Regions from separate parts of the Homo sapiens genome. Here region 2 is linked to region 1. A link is a contact called in ENCODE Hi-C or POLR2A ChIA-PET data. All regions are on one chromosome and are shown on one strand. Each heading gives the region's core, a stretch centred on a gene start or an enhancer-like site at or near the end of the contact. The rest is flanking DNA. Distances are from core to core; before and after follow the strand shown.

The links. Hi-C counts contacts between places; a loop is a spot of excess contacts on that map. ChIA-PET counts read pairs that join two places held with the same protein, here RNA polymerase II (POLR2A). Pooled maps may share reads with other maps.
Region 2: a map of Ramos shows a loop between it and region 1 (2.4-fold over the local background). The contact joins two enhancer-like sites. A Hi-C loop is called at or near these places in 7 of 168 maps with a recorded cell type or tissue (CD4-positive, alpha-beta T cell, CD8-positive, alpha-beta T cell, OCI-LY7 and 4 more), 9 of 37 single-sample maps with no recorded cell type and 12 of 50 pooled maps. POLR2A ChIA-PET finds 5 or more read pairs at or near these places in 8 of 52 experiments (Caco-2, GM12878, K562 and 5 more).

Annotation. Positions count from the first base shown.
Region 1 is chr14:81,472,314-81,475,905 of GRCh38, forward strand. SEL1L (SEL1L adaptor subunit of SYVN1 ubiquitin ligase) reads right to left here. Exons shown (of 21, transcript NM_005065.6): 21 at 1-3,592. Among named protein-coding and RNA genes, the nearest start is that of LINC02308, 24 kb to the left of the region's middle. Within about 2 kb of position 2,043, at least 5 of the 41 ENCODE cell types and tissues checked have a DNase peak (open chromatin) inside an H3K27ac peak, as active enhancers do; they include CD8-positive, alpha-beta T cell, where a contact is called at or near this core.
Region 2 is chr14:81,515,974-81,519,555 of GRCh38, forward strand. All of the region lies in intron 3 of SEL1L (SEL1L adaptor subunit of SYVN1 ubiquitin ligase), which reads right to left. Among named protein-coding and RNA genes, the nearest start is that of SEL1L, 16 kb to the right of the region's middle. Within about 2 kb of position 2,243, at least 22 of the 41 ENCODE cell types and tissues checked have a DNase peak (open chromatin) inside an H3K27ac peak, as active enhancers do; they include CD8-positive, alpha-beta T cell, where a contact is called at or near this core.

The DNA of each region.
Region 1 (3,592 bases), core at 793-3,292:
GATCTGACATCTCAGTTGCCACAGTTTGCATCATGTAGGCTTTTTATCCAAGATCCAATGCTTCTGAGCTGGAACATTTTACCTCAGTTACCTCTTTGAGTTGCCTGCTGGGAAGCTGGGGGCCAAATTTGTAGCCCACTTCCAATTGCACTTTGTGTACATGTTCACTCTTGATTTAATATTTTTTCATTTCTCCTTTACTCAGAGCATATTTAGTCTAAATGTTACTGTGTGGTACGTGTCTCTGCAAGTCCTCTTAAAAAATTCCTGGGACAAGGCAATGCATAAACAAACTTTAGATAAATAATATTATAATCAGGCTAAAGTGAATCACGCTTACTACATATCAAGGCTGCTTCAAGACAAAGATATCAGAGATTTAAAAGATAACATTTCTTAGCAAATTCATGTTCTCCCTAGGGCAATATTGGACTTGTAAAAATCTGAATTTCAGGAGTTTAAAATGAAAGATAAATTCAAATTGCCACAAGTGAATGTTTTCAGAAGCTTCTGAATTTCCAAAAAACATTAAAAAATTGAATCATTCAGCTTAAAAAAAGTCTGTCTGGAAAGGTGCTTGGTTGTGGTATATTACAGCATACAGGATAACCAGAGGTGGAATCTTTATTTCACAAGTTTCAAGATACAGTACAAAACGATTCTGTACATCTCTCTATTAACAGGATTTGTTTACACAATTATATTACACTTCACCAACCTTTATACTGCATTTCATTAAATACAAAATACATTTACAAAAAGAGTCTACCATGGTGTTCCTTCACAATGCCAGCTTAAGGTCTTTTAAAACTTCCTCTTCTACATATTTATAGTGGTTACATCTTGATTATATCAACATTATGAGTTTTATGAGTTTATTTTCTAATCAAAGAGAATAGTGTCAGCCTGTTTCTCAAACCAAATAGGAAAAACAGCATGTGAGATGATTCCCTGCACATAACCAAGGAATCCTTTTCATGCACACAACATTGGACTTTTACTTGTGCAGTCACTTTAACATACAAATCATCTTTCCTTGGGATCGTTTTAAATTTTCTTGAAATACCAAGTGGGTGGAGAGCTTCTTTTCAATGAATACCACACATTTAAAATCCAGATCGTGCCTCAGGCATTCAGGAGTGTTATATTTTAATTTATATTTGAGAGTGATGACTGATGAAAAATATTTGCATGAAAATAGAAATTTTCTTTTGTTCTGATCATTTCTTACATACTTCTAGTCATAATAATGTGTAATACATATATATATTATGAGATTCACTTTCAAAACAAATATCAGCTGTCACTGAAATATAGCCCTGCTTGTCTTGGCAGGTAAAGGGGCTGTTTTCATGACACATCTTGTTTTGAAATGTGCATGTGAAATGTTAGTCCGAACCTCTGTAAAGGAAGTTTTTGCGTATGTAGTTAGACATTAATACACATGCTATACACATAAAGAATTGTGTTTTTCATTTATAGGCCTGCATGCATACTTCCAAAACACTGGTTTGAAGAATGAACATGAGGATAAAAGAAGGGAGAGAAAGACAAAGCAAAATAAAAAAAAATTCCTATATATATATTAATAAAATACTTAAGTTTCCTGGAGGCATCAACGGCTCTTTAAATAAATCATCAGATCATCACCAGATCACTGGCAGGGGTTTCCAAAACTTCCCAACAGTACAGAGACAGAATGGCTTAGTGGTAAGACTCTCACATGTAAGGTAAAAATTAACCTAATATGCAAAAAAGTAACAAATCCTTAGTATCAAGATTAATAATTTATAAATTCATCTGAGTTAAGTGCTAAACAATACATTTTGAAAAGAAGTCATCTTTGATTTACTTTTTCTTTGCCATTGACTGCTAATCAAAAATAAGCCTTACCTAGAAAACAGAAACTGAAACTTCAAACACAGAGACAGAAAAAAAAAAAAAAACCCACCAATGCTACCTCTGTAAAATAAAACTAGAAGCAAAATGAATAGTTTCAAGACAGTCGGCTAACCAACAAACCAAATGCACAAGAGAATACTAAACAGGGTTTTACTGTCATCAAGTTCGAAGGCAGGAAGACAGACTAGAAAAGGTCTTAGGAGAGATGGGCTACCATGGACAAATGAAGCCACACTCTATCTGTTAAATCTAAATTCTAACATTAAAACTCCTGAATCCTGGAGTTAGTTTAATGTCACTGACATTAACTAGCTTTAGTTATTGTCATTTTATTCAAATGGATGCCATTTGATTAGGTAAGTATTGAGCATTATTTTAGGAGAAAAACCAAACCCAACTCCTATTTGCTTAGGTACCATGTCCCATGAACAAAAAAGAAGAAGAGAGCAAAGTATTTTTGAGACAGTCTTTAAGTGAAGCCATAAGAACTAAGTTATTTGAAAGACACCATTCACAAACTGCTGGCAGCAAGTGACCCAGGGTAAAATGAAGTAGAAACAAGCCAAGAAAAGGAAATTCAGAACATTAACAATAGAAAAAGGCAAGTGGTAAACTAATAAGAAGTGTGTTTTTATATGAACAACAAGACTGCACTTTCCCATCCAGCCTTAGGTGGCACACACTGTTTTAAGAAATGTTTTCTCAAAGCACGTACTCAATGGAGGGAAGGAAAGTTAGATATAAAAATCTTGCTAAAGGAAAAATGAGGGTGGATGGCAGAAGAAAAAAGTGAAAGTTGGTAGTCATCTTGGGTGGTTTTTCAACTTTTAAATAAATTATAACAGTTCCTTCTAAAGGAAGTGTGGCTGCTACCGTGGATTACACTTATTTTGAAGCGGGGAGAAGGGACAGTGGTGGAGACACCAAAGTACTGTACCAACTGCACTCAAATCTCTACATGTAAGAGACCAAACAAGTCTCACTATTTACAAGAGTTGCCTAAAGCAACATTACACTTAGGGGGGGTAAGTTTCCTACCTTTCACAGATACGCTTTCATACATATGGCTCTCTTGGTGACTAACTCTTCGAATTTGGAAGCAATTATCTGGGAGGAAAGTTTTGCTTACCAGGTTTCCCATAATTCTCTAAACACAAAAAGGTATACAACTTCATATATAAAAGCCTTCATGTTCATTATAGACTAGTTAAATCTAGTTCTAACTACTACCCCAACTTCAAAAATCAAAGCAGTACAACTCTACAAGCAATAAACTTTTCAAGTTTTCTGGCAGATGAGGGATTCTGGGAAAAAAGCATGAAGGTTAGTATAAACATACTGACATCAGTAGGCATAGAAAACCTGCTCAGATACGAATGCAGTCTCAGACAAGATACAGGCTGGTGAACACCACCATCTGACAATAAAATGAAATACAAATTCAGTTTAAGCTTTAATTATTTCACGTGTGTAATTATGTGAAACTCTTCAGTTTTTTTCCCATACTATTTAACCAGACAATCCTGAAGCATAGTAGCCTTGATTTTCCTAATGTTAACAGTGAGAAAATGGTGACTATGATAGCTAAGCAGTGGCTGGCTTTCTATTATAATATAAAACTATCAGAAATAAAAAGATACCTGAATAGTATAGAACAGTACAAACAGGTTTTGGCTTTCATCAACCACTG
Region 2 (3,582 bases), core at 993-3,492, 44 kb after region 1:
GAGGAGGCCAATCACCTGGTGGGGCTTGTTATCAGTGTGGTTTGCAAGGACACTTTAAAAAATTGTCCAGTGAGAAACAAGCTGCCCCCTCGCCCATGTCCACTATGCCGAGGCAATCACTGGAAGGTGCACTGCCCCAGAGGACAAAGGTTCTCTGGACCAGAAGCCCCCAACCAGATGATCCAACAACAGGACTGAGGGTGCCCAGGCCAAGCGCCAGCTCACGTCATCACCCTCACCGAGCCCCGGGTACGTTTAACCATTGAGGGCCAGGAAATTGACTTCCTCCTGGACACTGTGGCCTTCTCAGTGTTAACCTCCTGTCCCAGACAACTGTCCTCAAGGACCGTTACCAACCGAGGAATCCTGGGACAGCCTGTAACCAGGTATTTCTCCCACCTCCTCAGTTGTAATTGGGAGACTTTGCTCTTTTCACATGCCTTTGTTATGCCTGGAAGTCCCAGGACCCTTATTAGGGAGCGATATATTAGCCAAAGCTGGAGCTATTATCTACATGAATATGGGGAACAAGTTACCCATTTGTTGTCCCCTGCTTAAGGAGGGAATCAACCCTGAAGTCTGGGCATTAGAAGGAACAAATTCCGGACACGCCACCATTCTAACTTATAAAAGTGTACGGAGCCCAAACCGTACAAACATGTGGTTTACACGCAATACTACCCATTTTTCTTCTGGGATTCTACAGTTTTGGTACATGCTAGCAGAGGGTGATTACAAACTAGTTTTCAATAAAAACTCCAGGCACTGGGTCTCTAACAAGCCTCCCTGGTAGACAACATTTCACATGCGTTGTTACAATTTGCCGCTGGGGTAATTAAGTGATCCTGCATCAGTTCTGAGGGAGAGGACCCTTGGAAGCTTCTACCTTGTTTCCTCCAGACTTCCCCCCCATGTACCTTGCACCTGTGCTGATTTTGCTTTGTCCCCTTTTGCTGTAATAAATCATAGCTGTGAAGGCAACTATATGTCAAATCCCCCTACCAAATCATTAAACCTGGGGATGGTTTAGGGGTTCCCTGACACAGATGCATTAGAAGTGGGATTTGCTAGAATGACCCTGACTCACTGATATATGGTGAAAGCGTTAAGAAGAGGAAGGCTAAAGGGCAGAATATGATGAATCTCTGGGGCCTGAGTGGTCATGGAGTCATCCACAGTATGAAGCAGTAGCTGAGCTGCTGTTTGTTGAGAGCCATAGAATCTGAAAGTAAAAGATCCAGCTCCAGGAAAGCTGGCTTGCTGGATGCCCCTGACTGCTTTTAGTCCTGCTGGCTAAAATGAGGGAAAAGGCAGTGTATTGCAGGTGAGGCCTGTAGTTTTTGTTCTCTCTTCTAGATGGGAAGAGAAAGGACCCCCAAATTCCCAAGGATGGGCCAAACCAAAAACGTTACAAGTTTGAACTGCTCTCTTTAAAAAGTTAAATCTGGTCTGGAACAAAATTTTAGATAAACCAGAAAACAAACAAAAAAACTGGGGGAGGTAACAATCCAGCAGTTTTTTTTCAGCCTGGCTGCTGCTCTTGCTACAATATCCTCCCCCACCTCCCTTCCTCCACTGCATTCCAGGATCTTCCCTGGCAGCTGTAATGTTAACAGTGCAAACACTGAATTTACTGCTAGGAGGCTGAGTAAACTGCAGTAGGGAGAAAAAAGAAAAAGAAGAATATTTTTAAAATAGCTTTATATTTTGTGGCTATTGCATCTAGATGTATTGTAAAAATTAAAATAAAATGTTAAACACCTGTAATTTTGTAAATACCAGAGGAATAATCCTGATCAGGGGAAGCTGCAAAAAAATGTTTAGTGGGACACAACTTCCTTGCTTTTTGCTGCCAGTGAGAGGACTGGAATTTGAACTCTTTTGAGTTTTGGAAACAGAGTATCTGTAATTGATGGTTTGCTTCCAGGGTTACCATGTGTACCCTCTGGGACTGAACTTCTTCTTCTTTTTTTTTGAGACAGTCTCACTCTGTCACCTAGGCTGGAGTGCTGTGGCATGATCTTGGCTCACTGCAGCCTCTGTCTCCCAGGCTCAAGCGATTCTCATGCCACCATACCTAGCTAATTTTTTATATTCTTACCAGAGATGGGGTTTTGCAATATTGGCCAGGCTGGTCTTGAACTCCTGGCCTCAAGTGATCCACCTGCCTTGGCCTCCCAAAATGCTGGGATTACAGGCATGAGCCACTGCGCCCGGCTTGGGACGGAACTTCTTGTACTCTGACTCTCATGAGACTGACTCAGCCCTGGAAAGCTTTTAGGTCAGCTTCCACTTACTAGGCCACAGTTGTGCTGCAGCTGATTAAAAAAAAAAAAAGTTAATACAGAAACTTAAGACCACGTACAAAAACAAATAATAGGTAAAATGTGTTTTAAAAAAGGTAGGCCGGGTGCGGTGGCTCACTCCTGTAATCCCAGCACTTTGGGAGGCCGAGGTGGGTGGATCACCTGAGGTCAGGAGTTCGAGACCAGCCTGGCCAACCTGGTGAAACCCCATCTCTACTAAAAATATAAAAATTAGCTGGGTGTGGTGGCAGGTGCCTGTAATCCCAGCTGCTTGGGAGACTGAGGCAGGAGAATCGCTTGAACCCAGGAGGCGAAGGTTGCAGTGAGCAGAGATCATGCCACTGCACTCCAACCTGGGGGACAAGAGCGAGACTTCGTCTAAAAAAAAAAAAAAAAAAAAAGGTAAAAAGATTAGAAAGGTTAAAACTTAGGGAGGAAGCCTATTGTTTTTCTAAGATAGACCATTATGATAAATGGGAATTGTTTTAACTGGCTAAGTCCAGGCCTCCTAAAAGGCATACCTAAAATCAATATTGCAGGCTGGTCTCACTACTATCTGGGTCTTATTGGTAACTCTGCTATAAAGATGCCTTGGCCAATGACCTAGGGAGTAGACTGTGCAGAGAAGAGTTAAAAAAACAGACATAAACTTCTCTCTTTGAGAAGGCTGGCTTCCAAGGTTGGCCCTTGGTTAGCATCTGGAAATTTAGATTTCTGGAGAGTTCTCACCATCCTACAGATAAGAGTGGCTCACCCAAACTGTACAATGTTGAACACCTGCTTTCCTTCTGCAAGTTTGGTACATGCCAGGAAGAGACTGCCAACTTAACCAGCCCCCAATAAAAACTCTAGTTCTCTAATAAGCTACCTGGGTGGAAAACATTTCACATGTGTTATCTTAACTTGTTGCTGCTGGATTTAAGCACTCCGTGTGACTCCTCCGGGAGAGGACCCTTGAAAGCTTACATCTGGTTTCCCCTACACTTCATTCCATACTTTTCCTTTGCTGATTTTGCCTTCTAGTCTTCCACTATGACAAATTATAGCTGTGAACACAACTCTACACTGAGTCCTTTGAGTCAGCATAGATTTACTAGGAACACTTCCTACCAAATTACTGCACCTGAGGGTGTGGTCTTGGGGTTCCCCAACACAACTGGGAATAAGTGTGAAATATTCAAGAAATAGCAAGAGGGCAAGTTTGGTGGGAGTCACCTAAAGGGGAGTGGCAGAAGAGTTAGTTAAAGAGACAGGAAGGGCCTGATGTCAGGCCTTG